Regions from separate parts of the Homo sapiens genome. Here region 2 is linked to region 1. The links are chromatin contacts, found by Hi-C or POLR2A ChIA-PET in ENCODE. All regions are on one chromosome and are shown on one strand. The core of a region is the stretch at or near the end of the contact, and the rest is flanking DNA. Distances in the headings are between cores, read along the strand shown. Region 1 overlaps LASP1 (LIM and SH3 protein 1). Region 2 overlaps PLXDC1 (plexin domain containing 1).

The links. Hi-C counts contacts between places; a loop is a spot of excess contacts on that map. ChIA-PET counts read pairs that join two places held with the same protein, here RNA polymerase II (POLR2A). Pooled maps may share reads with other maps.
Region 2: a loop to region 1 is called in a pooled map, with 2.8 times the contacts of the local background. The contact joins two enhancer-like sites. A Hi-C loop is called at or near these places in 1 of 168 maps with a recorded cell type or tissue (GM12878) and 2 of 50 pooled maps. POLR2A ChIA-PET finds 5 or more read pairs at or near these places in 3 of 52 experiments (A549, SK-N-SH and WTC11).

Annotation. Positions count from the first base shown.
Region 1 is chr17:38,887,454-38,894,789 of GRCh38, forward strand. LASP1 (LIM and SH3 protein 1) reads left to right here. Exons shown (of 7, transcript NM_006148.4): 3 at 2,967-3,051. Among named protein-coding and RNA genes, the nearest start is that of LASP1, 21 kb to the left of the region's middle. RefSeq lists an enhancer at 5,447-6,020. Within about 2 kb of position 3,063, at least 5 of the 41 ENCODE cell types and tissues checked have a DNase peak (open chromatin) inside an H3K27ac peak, as active enhancers do.
Region 2 is chr17:39,128,777-39,136,112 of GRCh38, forward strand. The region is part of intron 2 of PLXDC1 (plexin domain containing 1); the gene reads right to left. Among named protein-coding and RNA genes, the nearest start is that of PLXDC1, 19 kb to the right of the region's middle. Within about 2 kb of position 2,517, at least 3 of the 41 ENCODE cell types and tissues checked have a DNase peak (open chromatin) inside an H3K27ac peak, as active enhancers do.

The DNA.
Region 1 (7,336 bases), core at 1,813-4,312:
GAGCTCCTCAGCTGTGGGTGGCCCTGGCTGCACGGGGACGACCCCAGACTTGGCCACGTATTCATCACAGGCCACGTCTGTTGCCAGCTGCGGACACCTGTGTTTGCCTTTCCTCATCTTCCCTTCCTCTGCTGGAGGAACTGCGAGTCTGGGCTGACCTGGGTGGCCAGGACCCAGGTGAGGGCTGGGGGACGGGCACCGCTAGGATCATCTGGATCCGGGACAGTGAAACTGGCCCAAGGGAAAAAGGATTTGCCAAGGTCACCCAGTAAGTCAGTGGCAGGGCCAGAGCCCTGCACTGGGCCCTGTCAAGTTATGCTCCTTTGATTGAGGTCTCCAAATCCTGAGCCCTGCCCTTCACAAGTGGTGGCCTCAGGGGAAGTCGCCTGTTTACAGGTAGCTCTGATGCACGGCCATGTGGGCGGCAGGAGAACATGCCGAGCAGAGGGGCAGCTCGTTCTTAGCTCTCGAGTGTGTCAGTTTTGGGTGGAACGTGCCTAGGAAGAGGTCCCAGGAGGCCATCTATGGCTTACCTGGGTGCAGCCTGTGAGTCAGGGATCTGCAGGGGTCATAGCTGTGGTGGGCTGTGGTCACCCAGGGCTAAAAATGGCCTGACGGGCTCCGGCTTGGAGAAGCCACCCACCAGTCCCTGAAGTAATTGGGGCCCATGCAGACCCCCAGACATTTCTCATAGCAGCACATACACACAAACCACATGGCTCAGAGCTGCCTGTCTCTCCTGCAGCTGGTTTGCTAGGGGACCTTGTGATGAGAGAGGGATGGAGAAGGGCTGAGTTCTAGTCCTGCACCAGCTTCAATTCCTGGCGTGACTTTTTTTTTTTTTTGAGATAGAGTCTTGCTCTCGCCCAGACTAGAGTACAGTGGCGGATCTTGGCTCACTGCAAGCTCCACCTCCCAGGTTCAAGTGATTCTCCTGCCTCAGCCTCCTGAGTAGCTGGGATTACAGCTATGCGCCACGGTGCCCGGCTAATTTTTGTATTTTTAATAGAAACAGGATTTCGCCATGTTAGCCAGGCTGGTCTCGAACTCCTGGCCTCAAGTGATCCACCTGCTTTGGCCTCCCAAAGTGTTGGGATTATAGGCGTGAGCCACCATGCCCAGCCTGACATTTGTTTATTCAACAAATATTTACTGAGCATCGCCTACTATTCTAGGAACTTGAGATAAATCAATGAACAAAAGAGACCCCAAAATCCCTCCCTTCATAGAGAAGTAGTGGAGAGAGAAGACAATACATTGATGTGATAAATAAGTTAATTATGAAGACTGCTAAGGGAGAAGTGCCTGGTGCCAGCACACCGTTTCCTCCTCTGAAATGAGGGAGTTGGACCAGAGTCTTCTGGAGGTCTCTGCAGGCTCTGAGGGTTGCCGTGGCTTCGGCTGCCTCCAAGCCAGGCCCTCTTCCTGGGGACCAGGCTGTGCTGGGCCTGGAAATTGGCGGCTAAGTTCAGCATGAACTGAAGAAATCGTCTGGGCGCAAATCTGGATCCCTGTGTGTCTTGGCCATGTTGTTTAACCTCTCTGGCCTCAGTTCTCCCATCTGTCAAAGGGGTACGCTGAATACCAGTCACACAGGTGGCTGTGAGAATTCGGTGAACTAGGGCACATAAGCCCTTAGCACAGGGAGAACATTCACTGTTTGTTTTTTTTTGTTTTGTTTTGTTTTTTCTTTTTGAGACGTAGTCTGGCTCTGTCACATAGGCTGGAGTGCAATGGCAGGATCTTGGCTCAGTGCAACCTCTGCCTCCTGAGTTCAAGCGATTCTCCTGCCTCAGCCTCCTGAGTAGCTGGGACTATAGGCGCACGCCATCACACCCGGCTAATTTTTGTATTTTTAGTGGAGACCGGGGTTTCAGCATATTGACCAGGCTAGTCTTGAACTCCTGACCTCGTGATCTGCCCGCCTCGGCCTCCCAAAGTGCTGGGATTACAGGCATGAGCCACTGCGCCCGGCCTAATTCACTGTTGTTACTATAGATTGAGCAGCCCTAATCCAAAAATCCAGAGTCTGAAGAGCTCCAAGATGCAAAGCTTTGAGTGCCGACGTGATGCCACAAGGGAAAATTCCACACCTGGCCTCATGTGATAGGTCATAGGTCAAAAAGCAGTCAATAATTTTGTTTCATGCATAAAATTATTTAAAATATTGTATAAAATTACCTTCAGGCCATGTGTATGAGGTATATAGGAAATGGTCCCATCCCCAAGATGTCTCAGTATGGATATTCAAATATTCTAAAATCTGAGAAAAAATCCAAAATCTGAAACACGTCTGGTCCTGAGCATTTCCAATAAGGGATACTCAACCTGTATTTTACCTGTCACCCTCAGGTGACCTCCTTTTTTGTCCTCAAGCTGGCCTTCCCACCTACCCTCCAGTTAGGTTGGACCTTGTTAACCGTTTGAAATACCACTTTAACCGTGTGTTTTCTCTCTCACCACTTCCTCCAGGAAGTCCCCCTGGATATGTGTGTCCCTTTGTTTTTCTGTCTCCCCCTTGCTCTCCTCTGCATGGTCGGTCTCCACTTCTGGTCTTAGCTGAAAGCTTAGTCCTGACTCACCTGTGCCCATCTTCCCCCAGCCGGGCCCAGTTGCCTCGACCTCCATGTGTGGTAGGCACAAGGCATGGATTATCCCCAAACAAGGGTAACCTTCAACCCTCAGAGAGTGGCCCAGTGGCCATCCTTTCGCTCAGGACAGTTCTCCTTGGCTGGCCCATCACTGATGCCTGCTGCGTCTTCCCAGGTCAGCCAGTCCCAGCTGAGTCTGAGAAACGCTTGTCTCCCCTCGGCCTTGGTGGTGGACACTGAAGTCCTCCTGTGGGGCCGGGCCAGGGCGTGCCCAAGCATAGGACGAAGTTCCCAGGAGGGCATGCTCTGTGAGAAGCCCAGAGGCTCCTGCCCCTCCCCCAGAGTCACCCCCACTCTGTTTTTTCTGTCCTGCAGACACTACCCCAAGCAGTCCTTCACCATGGTGGCGGACACCCCGGAAAACCTTCGCCTCAAGCAACAGAGTGAGCTCCAGAGTCAGGTGAGGGGCTGGGCGGTGCTGGGGCCTGGCAGGGAGGGATGCTGGGGAGGGAAGTTGTAAGGTCGGCATTTGGCAAGAGTACCTTCCCCTGCGGTTACTCTGCAAGGCCAAGGTGCTGAAATCCTAGCATTGCCTTTAATCTTGACCCCACCCCTGACTTTATCAAAGGAGCAGGGTAGAGCGTTCTCCCACTTCCTACCTAGAGGGGGTTGGAGAGGTGTGGGTGTCTATTTGAGCCCGCTCTGGGGCTCCCTAAAGCCTACCTCCTCCAGGAAGCCACTCTCCCCTCCCTCTTCCCCATTCACACTCACCCACAAAGGAGGGGTTTGGGGAGGACCAGGGAATTTGCCCCTCCAGGTCATGCCAGTCTGAGGCTGGGCAACCAACCCTCTATAGCCGCGTCCCAAACCTCCACCCACTGAAGGGCAAGGTGTGAAGGGGGCCCTGCCATGGGGGCACAGGATAGGGGGCTGTTCCGCCTCTGTCTCCTTTGGCTTGACTTTCCAGAACACTGCTGAGTGGGAGGTATGTGCCCCTGTAGGAGGGGAGGACGGGTTCCAGGCCTAGGGAGAACTTGGTCTTTAGGGGACACGGAGGAATAAGCAAAGGGTCTGGAGTCCTGAGAACAGAACAGCTGACCCACCCTGCCTGGGGGTGCGAGGGCTCCTGGGACAAACCTGGCCAGTGATGAGGTGGGGTGGGGTGGGGCGGGGCTTCAGCCGATGAAGGATTAGGCGCGAGAATACATGTAGGGGAATTTACCACGTGGGCAGCGCGCCCAGGACCCACTCAGGATCGGGAGAAGACTGCAGAGGTTCCACCCGGGCCACAGAGGGGATCTCTCCCAGTTCCTCCAGAGGGGACTCCTGCTGCCTGATCTTGATGTGACTGCCCGGGTCCATCAGGGAGAACCGACCCTGCCTTTTGTCAGGCTTTCCATGCACCCTCTCTCAGCATCCTCCCAGCAGCCCTGTGAGGAAGGTGCTATCTTCCCCATTGTTACAGATGAGGCGACTGAGGCCCAGCGACTTTGAGGGACTAGCTGAGGTCCTGCGGGTAGGAGAGGCAATAATAATATTCACAGCTGACGATGGAGGGCTCAGTGCTCCCGGCGTGTGAGCTCGTTTAATCCTCACCCAGCCCTGTGCAGCTGTAGCATCACTTCACTTCAGAGAAGAGGAAATAGACACTGGCAGCTTTGAATGTAGGTTTGTCTAACCCAGGGACTATCCACTCCCCAAGAAACAGTCTCTACCTTAATAATAAACATGATAGTTCCTTATGCTGTTGAGAAGTTTTGTAGTTTAGGGCTGGGAGCCATGGCTCACGCCTGTAATCCCTGTGCTCTGGGAGGCCAAGGTAAGAGGATCACTTGAGCCCAGGAGTTCGAGACCAGCTGGGGCAACATAGCAATACCTGGTCCCTAAAAAAAAAAACGAGCAGAGATGGTGGTGTGCACCTGTGGTCGTAGCTACTTGGGAGTTTGAGGCGGGAGTATCACTTGAGCTGAGGAGTTGGAGGCTGCAGTGAGCCATGATCGCACCACTACACTCCAGCCTGGGTGATGGGGTGAGACCCTGTCTCTAAAAAAAGGAAAAGCAAGAAATTGTGTAGTTCAGCAAGTGCCTTTAGTTAGTTCCCCTGTTTATCCTTGACTGGGTTCTGGGAGAAGGTAAAAGACCCAGCGTCTCTGTCTTACAGATAGGGGAACCGAGTGAGTGAATGCGGATCCAGGATTTGGGCCCTGGTCTTGTCACTCCCAAGTCTGGGGCCCTTGATGCTGCACAGCCCTGGTAGGGCCTGAGGCTCACAGAGGAAGAGAGCAGCAGCTCACACCTGCCACCCACCCACCTGCGGCACAGAAGCTGAAGTTACTAGGAAGCAGGGAACACCACAGCCTGCCTGGCCATATTTTACAGATTCTAGCCAGGCCCTGACTCCTGCCTTCAATTCCCTGCCCTGTGGAAGGGCCATGGGGGCCAGAGGTGGAGGGGCTCAGAAGGACCTCGGAGAAGAGGTGCTGGGAGCAGATAGCAGGTCTTTGGAGACACACACACACACACACACACACACACACACACACACACCCTTCTCAGGGGAGAAATTCAAACCCCTCAGCCTTTGTCAGTTCCACAAAAGCGTGGCTGCAGCTCTTTTTGCCCCGGCACCCTATCCCCGAGGGGTGGGGTTTGAGGAGGAAGCACCTCCACGTTGTTCCCCCTGCCCAGGATGGGCAGCAAGTGGGCAGGGCATGCTGTTGGCAGGGGCTGCTTCTGCCCCCCACAGGGGAAGCCAGCACCACGCTCTGGGTTTGGGGGCTCCTGTCCCTGGCCTGTGCCCCCTGCTTCCCAGGGTCATAGCCTGCTGGGTTCCCGGGGGGGCCTCTTGGGAGATGAAAATGGCGGTCACTCTTCATTAGGGCCTCACTGAGGGCCAGAGCGTGTCCGTGTGTGTATGTGTGTGTGTGTGCGTGTGCACGCATGCACGCGTGTATGTGTGTGTGTGTGTGTGCAAGCATGCACGCATGTATGCGTGTATGCCTGACTTTGTTTAATCCTTACAGCCACCTGATGAAAGAGGGGCTCTTATTATCCCCATCATACAGATAGGGAAACTGAGGTTTACAGAGGCTGCCCTGCTTGTGCAGAGCCCAGGGACAGGGGCAGACATCAAGTCCCATGACCTGGCCCTGGAGCCCGTTGCTCTGAACAGTGCTGATGGCACAGGCACCGAGCCCTGTGCTCCCACCCTGCAGGATGCACCAGTCAGCAGCAAGTAGGATGGGCTTGTTGGAATGCAGATTCCTAGGCCCCACCCAAGGGACTTCTGCTTGGCAGCTCTGGGTGAGGCCCAAGAATCTGCATTTTGACTCCCCCGTGATTCTGATAAGGACTTTTGGCCCCACTTTAAGAAGCTTAGAGATGGGTCCATGGGCAGGAGTGTACCGACCCTGTTTGTATGCTCTGAGGGGTGCCACATTAGGGTAGGGCTTTGCACTAAGGGCACGGCTCTGTTCCCCTGAGGTGGGGGTCCTCGGGGGTTGGGGGCTGAGGGCAGGATAGGCAGGGGAGGAAAGGGTACTGCCCTTTTTGCAGGCCTGTTCTGTCTCCCTTCCCACCGCCCACCAGCTGTGTGGTCTGAGACTGGCCTCAGACTGTCTTTCCTCTCATAGCTTTGCTTCCTCACCAGTAAAATGAGGACAGCAAACCCAGTTGCCTCAAGCTGGGGGCTGGGCCTGATGCTTTGAGGCTTGGAAGGGCTGAGCCGGCCAGGCTGGAGCAGTGACGGGTTCTGGTTCCTGTGGCTGCCGTGGGGGCAGAGCTGGAGAGAGCTGCCTGCGGCTAGCAGGAAGGGAAGGGGGAGCCTCTTCTGCTCACCCAGCTTCACCCCACGGGGTCAGCTGGCTTCTCTCCATGCCCCTTCTGGGCCTGCCTTGCCCTTCCCTGTCTCTGGGAAGCTGCCCAGGCTATTTCAGCTTTATTTATTTTCCCATCTCTATATTGGTCTCCAAAATGGCACTTTGGGTGTCTGGGACACCTGGAGCCTCCCCTGTGGAGGAGGTAACCACAGAACTGTCCAGAAATGACCCTCTCGGTGGTCCTGCCCAGGCCTGGCTGAGGCAGGGGGCTGGCAGCTGGACCCCCAGCCCCCCTTCTCACTTGCTGCTCCTATCCCACCCCCAGGCTGAGCAGAGGCAGTGGCTTTGGGGTGGGACTGAGCTGGAGGTGTCTGTATGGCCCTGAGCCCAGGCAGAAGTGCCAAGTGCCAGTAGACTGTTCTTCCATTTTTTCCTTCATCAACTCACCTTGATGGGGTCATGGGAAATTACAGGGGGGTTTCTATCCTCCTCGGATCTTGTAAGCAGCACGGGTGGTAGAGTATCACTCTTACCCGAACTAGCTGGCCTGAGATTGAATCTCGCATCTGCTGCCACCAGCTGTGTGACCTTGGGCAAGTTGCTTAACCTCTGTGCACAGTGCCTTCGTCTGAATAATGTGGATTACCTCTCTCCAGAGGGTGGTGTGAGATAGGAGGATATGTTAAGCATTTAAAGATTCCTGACGTGGAGTCAGCATTCAGTGTTTGCTACTACTGTTCTCCCGGAAAGGAGAGGAAATGGAACTTGGACATGAAGAAGCTGGGAAATACACACAGCAACCTTTTGACCATGACTTCCAGCCCCGGCCCTTTCCATCAGCTCTCCTCTCCATCTGTGTGTGTCTAATTTTTTTTTTAAATTTGTATTTTTTTGAGACAGGGTCTCTCTCTGTCTCCCAGGCTGGAA
Region 2 (7,336 bases), core at 1,267-3,766, 240 kb after region 1:
GAGGTGGGCAGATCACGAGGTCAGGAGATCGAGACCAGCCTGGCTAACATGGTGAAACCCTGTCTTTACTAAAAGTATGAAAAATTAGCTGAGTGTGGTGGCACGCGCCTGTAGTGCCAGCTACTCGGGAGGCTGAGGCAGGAGAATGGCTTGAACCTGGTAGGTGGAGGTTGCAGTGAGCCGAGATTGTGCCACTGCACTCCAGTCTAGGCAACAGAGCAAGACTCCATCTCAAAAGAGAGAAAAAAACAGATACTCATGCCAGATGCGGTGGTGCACGCCTGTAATCCCAGCACTTTGGGAGGCCAAGACAGGTGGATCACTTGAGGCCAAGAGTTCAAGACCGGCCTGGTCAACATGGCAAAATCCCATCCCTACTAAAAATACAAAAATTAGCTGGGCGTGGTGGCACACACCTGTAATCCCAGCTACTCGGGAGGCTGAGGCACAAGAATTGCTTGAACCCAGGAGACAGAGGTTGCAGTGAGCCAAGATCATGCCATTGCACTCCAGCCTGGGCGACAGAGCGAGACTCTGTCTCAAAAAAAAAAAAAAAAAGAGGCTGGGCACAGTGGCTCAAACCTGTAATCCCAGCACTTTGGGAGGCTGAGGTGGGTGGATCACGAGGTCAGGAGATCGAGTCCATCCTGGATAACACGGTGAAACACCGTCTCTCCTAAAAATACAAAAATTAGCCAGGCATGGTGGCACGCGCCTGTAGTCCCAGCTACTTGGGAGGCTTAGGCAGGAGAATCGTTTGAACCCGGGAGGCGGAGGTTGCAGTGAGCTGAGATTGCGCCACTACACTCCAGCCTGGGCGACAGAGCAAGACTCTGTCAGAAAGAAAGAAAGAAAAGAAAGAAAGAGAGAGAGAGAGAGAGAAAGAAAGAAAGAGAGAGAGAGGGAGAAAGAAAAGAAAGAAAGAAAGAAAGAAGGAAAGAAAGAAAGAAAGAAAAGAAAGAAAGGAAAGAAAAGCAAGAAAGAAAGAAAGAGAGAAAGAAAAAGAAAGAAAGAGAAAGAAAGAAAGAAAGGGAAAGAAATTTAAGTACATTTACACATGTTCACAGCAGCACTATTCACAACAGCCAAAAGGTAGAAACAGCCTAAATGTCTATCAATAAATAAACGGATAAACGAATTATGGTACATTCATACGATTAAATATTATACAGCCATAAAATGGATAAACCTTGAAAATATTATGCTAAGTGAAAGAAACCAGACATAAAACATCACATATTATATGATTCCATTTATATGATATATCCAGAATGTGTAACTTCATAGAAATAAAACACAGATTGGTGGTTGCCAGGGGTTGGGGTGGAGGAGTGAACAGGGAGCAACTGCTTAATGGGTAAAGGGTTTTCTTTTGGGTAATGAAAATGTTTTGGGGCCAGGCACGGTGGCTCATGCCTGTAATCCCAGCATTTAGGGAGGCCAAGGCAGGAGGATCACTTGCGTCCAGGAGTTCAAGACCACCCTGGGCAACTTAGTGAGATCTTGTCTCTACAAAAAATTTAAAAATTAGCCTGTTGTAGTGGCATATGCCTATAGTCCCAGTTACTTGGGAGGCTGAGGTGGGAAGATCCCTTGAGCCCAGGAGGTCGAGGCTGCAGTGAGCCATGATCCCACCACTGCATTCCAACCTGGGCAACAGAGCAAGACCCTTTCTCAAGAACAAAAACAAAACAGAAAAGGTTTTGGAACTGGATGGGGGGTTGGTTGCACAACATTGTGAATTTATTAAATGCCACTGAATTGTTCACTTTAAAATGGTTTATTTTATTTTACTTTATTTTATTTTTGAGACAGTCTTGCTCTGTCGCCCAGGCTGGAGTGCAGTGGCGTGATCCCAGCTCACTGCAACCTCCACTCTGGGTTCAACCAATTCTCCTGCCTCAGCCTCCCAAGCAGCTGGGATTACAAGCATGCCACCACGCCCGGCTAATTTTGTATTATTTTAGTAGAGACGGGGTTTCACCACGTTGGCCGGGTTGGTCTCGAATTCCTGACCTCAAATGATCCACCCAACTCGGCCTCCCAAAGTGCTGGGATTACAGGCATGAGCCACCGCACCCAGCCTAAAATGGTTAATTTTATATTATGTGAATTTCATCTCAACAAAAAAGAAAAAAAGAAACTAACCAATCAACCAACACACCACCCTGCCCAAGGAGAAAGGAAAATGGCCTGCAAGAGGAACCGGACCGGGAGAAAACCACCTGGGGCTGAGTAGCCGGGAGCAGTGTTGTGACCCGAAGCGGAGGGGAGACCACCAGGACCAAGAACCATCATGGGCCTCATATTCTGCTCTTAAATCAACTCTGTGAGATTGGTATTTACCACCCATTTGGGAAATGTGAAGCTAGCAAGGGCTTGGAGGGGCTCTAAATGTCAGGTTTGTTAACTGAGGGGTTAAGTATCCAGCCCAAGGCTATGCAGCTGGTCTGTGTCAGGACCAAGATCGAGGGCCAGGACTGCCGGGCTCCTCCACAGCACTGGAGACGACATCTGCACTCCACCTCCTGCCTCCCTGGACATGCTTTCTTCTCACAGAATCTCTTCTCTCTTTTTCTTTTCTTTTTTTTTTAGGCGACAGAATCTCGCTCTGTCGCCCAGGCTGGAGTGCAGTGGCATGATCTTGGCTCACTGCAACCTCCACCTCCAGGTTCAAGCGATTCTCCTGCCTCAGCTTCCCGAGTAACTAAGATTATAGGCGTGCACCACCATGCCCAGCTAATTTATGTATTTTTAGTAGAGACGGGGTTTCACCATGTTAGCCAGGCTGGTCTTGAACTCCTGACCTCAAGTGATATGCCCTCCTTGGCCTCCCAAAGTGCTGGGATTACAGGCCTGAGCCACCATGCCCAGACAACCTTTATCTTCTCTCTCTTCAAAACTTGGCTCCTAACTTTCCCCTCCCTCCACCCACCCCCCAACTCTGCTCCCAGAATCTTCCGGGATTGGCCTCCTTACCTCGTTCCCTTGAGCACCCTGGTGGGGCCAGGTTCTTGGAGGAGCACTGCTTGCCCCCTGTGGTTTGTGCGAGGAGTCTGACTGGCTTCCTGTCTCCCAAGGCCCTGCGTTCTGAAAACCTTCTTTCGGGAGCTGCCTCCTTTGGAAGGTTGTAGAAACCAGGCAGGTCTTGCACTCTCCCTGCCAACTGTCTTGGATGATGGGGTCCCTGCCCTGACACAGGGTCCCTCGCATTCCTGGGGCCTGCTATGGTGATGTACAAGCCAGGAGGTTTTGCTTGAGCCAGAGAAGAGAGAGGAATTCAGGGATGCTGGGCCATGGGGGAGATTGGGAGGTAAGGGGGGTGAAAGGGAGGGGCACCTCCTCAAATCTAAATGTTCTTATGCTTGATTTCCCCCAAACTCTGGCTCTAAACCTGAACCATGGAACCAAGTAAACATTGGAGTAGAATTTTGAAATCCTCAAAGGAAGAGAACCTTTGCCAAGACCTCCCCTTTCCAGCCTCTTTGAGAATAAATTGTGGCACATCCCAGGGTCTCTGACTCAGCACATCCCAGGATCTCTGACTCAGCACATCCCAGGATCTCTTGACTCAGCACTATGGCTTCCCCAGTTCTCCTGCTCCCGTCCCCGAAACGCCCAGTGTCCCCAGGGCCTCAGAATTGGTCTTGGTGGAAAATCTCCGGAAATCTTGAGTCTGGACAAGAGTCCTGTTTCCACTGTGATGTGGTGGTAGATTGGGTGTGGGAATGCATTTTAGGGAGGAGATGGTTCTGACCAGGGTCCTCGGAGCTGCCAGCTCACCCTGGGACTGGGAGGGCAGGCTAGACGCCTCGAGGCCTCCAAAGCAAGAGGTTCTGAATTGGAAGGAGCATTGTGGTGAGATGGCCTGGCGGGGGGTGCCTGGCAGAGGCACTGGGCAGAGAGGGCTGAATGGAGGCAGCTGGGCAGAGGGTCTGGATGGAGGAGCTGAGTCAAGGGGGCTGAGCCAGAGGGGAGGTCCGCAGCCAGGAGGGTTACTGAGGAACGATGGAGGAAGGTGATGGGGCACTGGGGTTTGTGTAGGGGGAGGCAAAAGGCATGGCAGCCCACCCGCCAGCCCTCAGTCCCTTGATATGGCCCCAGAGCAGAGGGTCCCAGAGCCTGGTTGCTGTTGGCCAAACCCAGCTGTGATACCAGATGAACAGAGGAAGTGTTCCTGTTGAAACCCAAGAAAACTCTGTGAGACAGACCAAATCAAACTTGCTGAAACAGCCCCTTCCCGCCACTCTCCTCTTATCTTGCCCACCCTCTGCCGCCAACCCATCATCTAGATGAGACTTCCTTAGGCCACAGTGATGCTGAGCTGTCAGAGGCATGGGAGAAACAGGTGACTCTGGACACCTGTGCCGGACTCCCAGCCAGGGCCACCCATTCTCCAGGTTGGGGGTGGGCAGATAGTGGGAAAGGGCGTTTGCGGTCTGGCTGCTGGGGGTATCACCAGCATTCTCAGGTGAACACCACCCAGAACAAGGCCTAACAGGACGAGGGCAGGGTAGAGTTTGGGTATGGAGCCACCTGAGTCTCGGGCGTGTGCAGACACCCTGGTGTGTGTAAGCACTGACATTCTCTCATGTGTGTGGGAATCCAAGTTAGCAGAGTTGGGGTCCTTAGAGGCTCCTGTGTCCAGTGACTCACACCAGGGACAATCACACCAGGCAGAACTCTTCCCTTCTACAACCCTGTTTTTGGAGACTAGGATGTCGAAAACCCTACTTCCTTTGTTCATTCAAAGGAGTGCTTGTCATGGACCAGGCACAGTCCCGGCTCTCCTGTGCTTACATTCCAGGGGGAAGATAGGCAACAGACACCAATACATGGATCATTCTTTTCTATTTTTTTGAGGCTGGGTCTTGCTCTGTCACCCAGGCTGGAGTGCTGTGGCGCGACCATGGCTCACTGCAGCCTCCAACACCTGGGCTCACGCGATCCTACAGCCTCAGCATCCCAAGTAGCTAAGACTACAGGCGTGCACCACCATACCTAGCTAACTTTTTAAAAATGGATTTTTTGTGGAGATGGGGGTGTCACTGTGTTGCCCAGGCTGGTCTTAAACTCCTGGCCTCAAGCAATCCTCCCACCTCAGCATCCCGAAGTGCTGGGATTACAGGCGTGAGCCACTGTGACTGGCTGATACACATAATTTGATGCAGGAGGTGATAAGTAATACGGAGAAAAATAGGCCAGGTGCAGTGGCTCACGCCTGTAATCCCAGCACTTTGGGAGGTCAAGGTGGGTGGATCACGAGGTCAGGAGATCAAGACCATCCTGGCTAACACGGTGAAACCCCATCTCTACTAAAAATACAAAATAGCCGGGCGTGGTGGCAGGCGCCTGTAGTCCCAGCTACTTGGGAGGCTGAGGCAGGAGAATGGTGTGAACCTGGGAGGCGGAGCTTGCGGTGAACCGAGATCGTGCCACTGCACTACAGCCTGGGCGACAGAGCAAGACTCCGTCTCAAAAAAAAAAAGAAAAGAAAAGAAAAAAAAATAAAGTCTATTCCCTGTGCCCCAGTCACAGCCCTGCAGCTGCTGGAAAACCACCACATTGGCGGGGTGTGGTGGCTCACGTCTGTAATCCTAGCACTTTGGGAGGCCGAAGCGGGTGGATTGCCTGAGCTCAGGAGTTCAAGACCAGCCTGGGCAACACAGTGAAAGCCCGTCTCTACTGAAATACAAAAAATTAGCCGGGCTTGGTAGCATGTGCCTGTAGTCCCAGCTATTCAGGAGGCTGAAGCACGAGAATTGCTAGAACCCGGGAGGCAGAGGTTGCAGTGAGCTAAGATCATGCCATCACACTCCAGCCTAGGCCACAGAGCAAGACTTTGTCTCTAAAAAAAAAAAAAGAAAAAGAAAAAACAAAGAAAAGAAAAGAAAGAAAGAAAACAACCACATCTAGAACCTTCTCTGTACCAGGCTAAATACCCCAAACGCCTTCTACCATTCCTCCAGGGACAAGAGTGCAAGCCTCTTCACCACCCCAGCTGCCCTCCCCTGGACTCTGCTTGTGTCTGGGAAACCACTTGAAAGGGGAGCACAAGCCCCTCAATGGTAGTCAGGCCCAAGAAATAGCCCGCAGGACCCCCAGAGCCCCAGCCCCAGTCCCCAGGTTTCCATCATGCAGCTGGCTTTCCCACCTCCAGCCTTGGCAGCCACTTTATGCGCCTGACTCATCCTAGCCCACAAGAAGTGGGGATCCCCAAATCTTTTCCTCGTGAGCTGCTGCTAAACCACATCTCTCCCAACTCATTCTAAACTTAAATGCCAGGATTTATATTTATCCCAGTAGTTTCATCTGTTCCGAGGCAGATGTCATTCCAGCCTGCCCATGAGGCCTTCGGGTTCCTGACCTGACATCTGCACTCTCCAGATAAGTTATCCCTTAAAGCCTGGTCCTCCTGTCTTTAGGCAGAGCCGGGGACAAGCCCTATGGCTGTCAGAGGGACCTCCTTCCAGGTGGCCTTGCTCCTGTGTGGACCCTCGATGTGTAGCTGCAGAGGGGATCACAAAGCCCCTGAGATGGTGGAAGCCTCATGTTCTGACAATCGAGCGGGTCACCAATTATAAAATTGGTTTGAAATCTTATAGATCGGAAGTTCCTGGCCAGGCATGGTGGCTCCCGCCTGTAATCCCAGCACTTTGGGAGGCTGAGGCGGGTAGATCACCTGAGGTCAGGATTCTGAGACCAGCCTGGCCAACATGGTGAAACCCCATCTCTACTAAAAATACAAAAATTAGCTGGGCGTGGTGGCGCATGCCTGTAATCCCAGCTACTTGGGAGGCTGAGGCAGGAGAAACACTTGAACCTCGGAGCCAGAGGCTTCAGTAAACCGAGAGATTACACCACTCATTCCAGCCTGGGCAACTGAGCAACACTCCGTCTAAAAAAAAAAAAAAAAAAAAGTTCCCACACCTACATGACCATCAGAATCACATTTTTAAATCTCTGCAACTTCGCCAGGAACACATGGGGAACTTGAAACAACAACAACAACAACAAATTCCCAAAATCCATTGCCCCAGTGTTTCTGAACCAGTCCATCCAGGGTGGAGCCTGAGAATTTGTGGTGTTTTTTAAGCTCTGGCGTTATTGAATCCATACTGGCTCTTAATGAACCCCACTGTCCTTTCTGAACACCCACGAACAATTGCTTCCAGAAATCTAAGTCTCCATGGCTCTTTTCTGAAAGGTCCTCTTTGTGCAGACTGGGACATAATCCTTCTGACCTGTGTGTCTGGTCCTGAGCAGGTTATCAGTTATTCAACCAATGGCCCAATAAAGCTGTGGGGTCAGGGATGAACTGCCAGGTGTCTCCTTA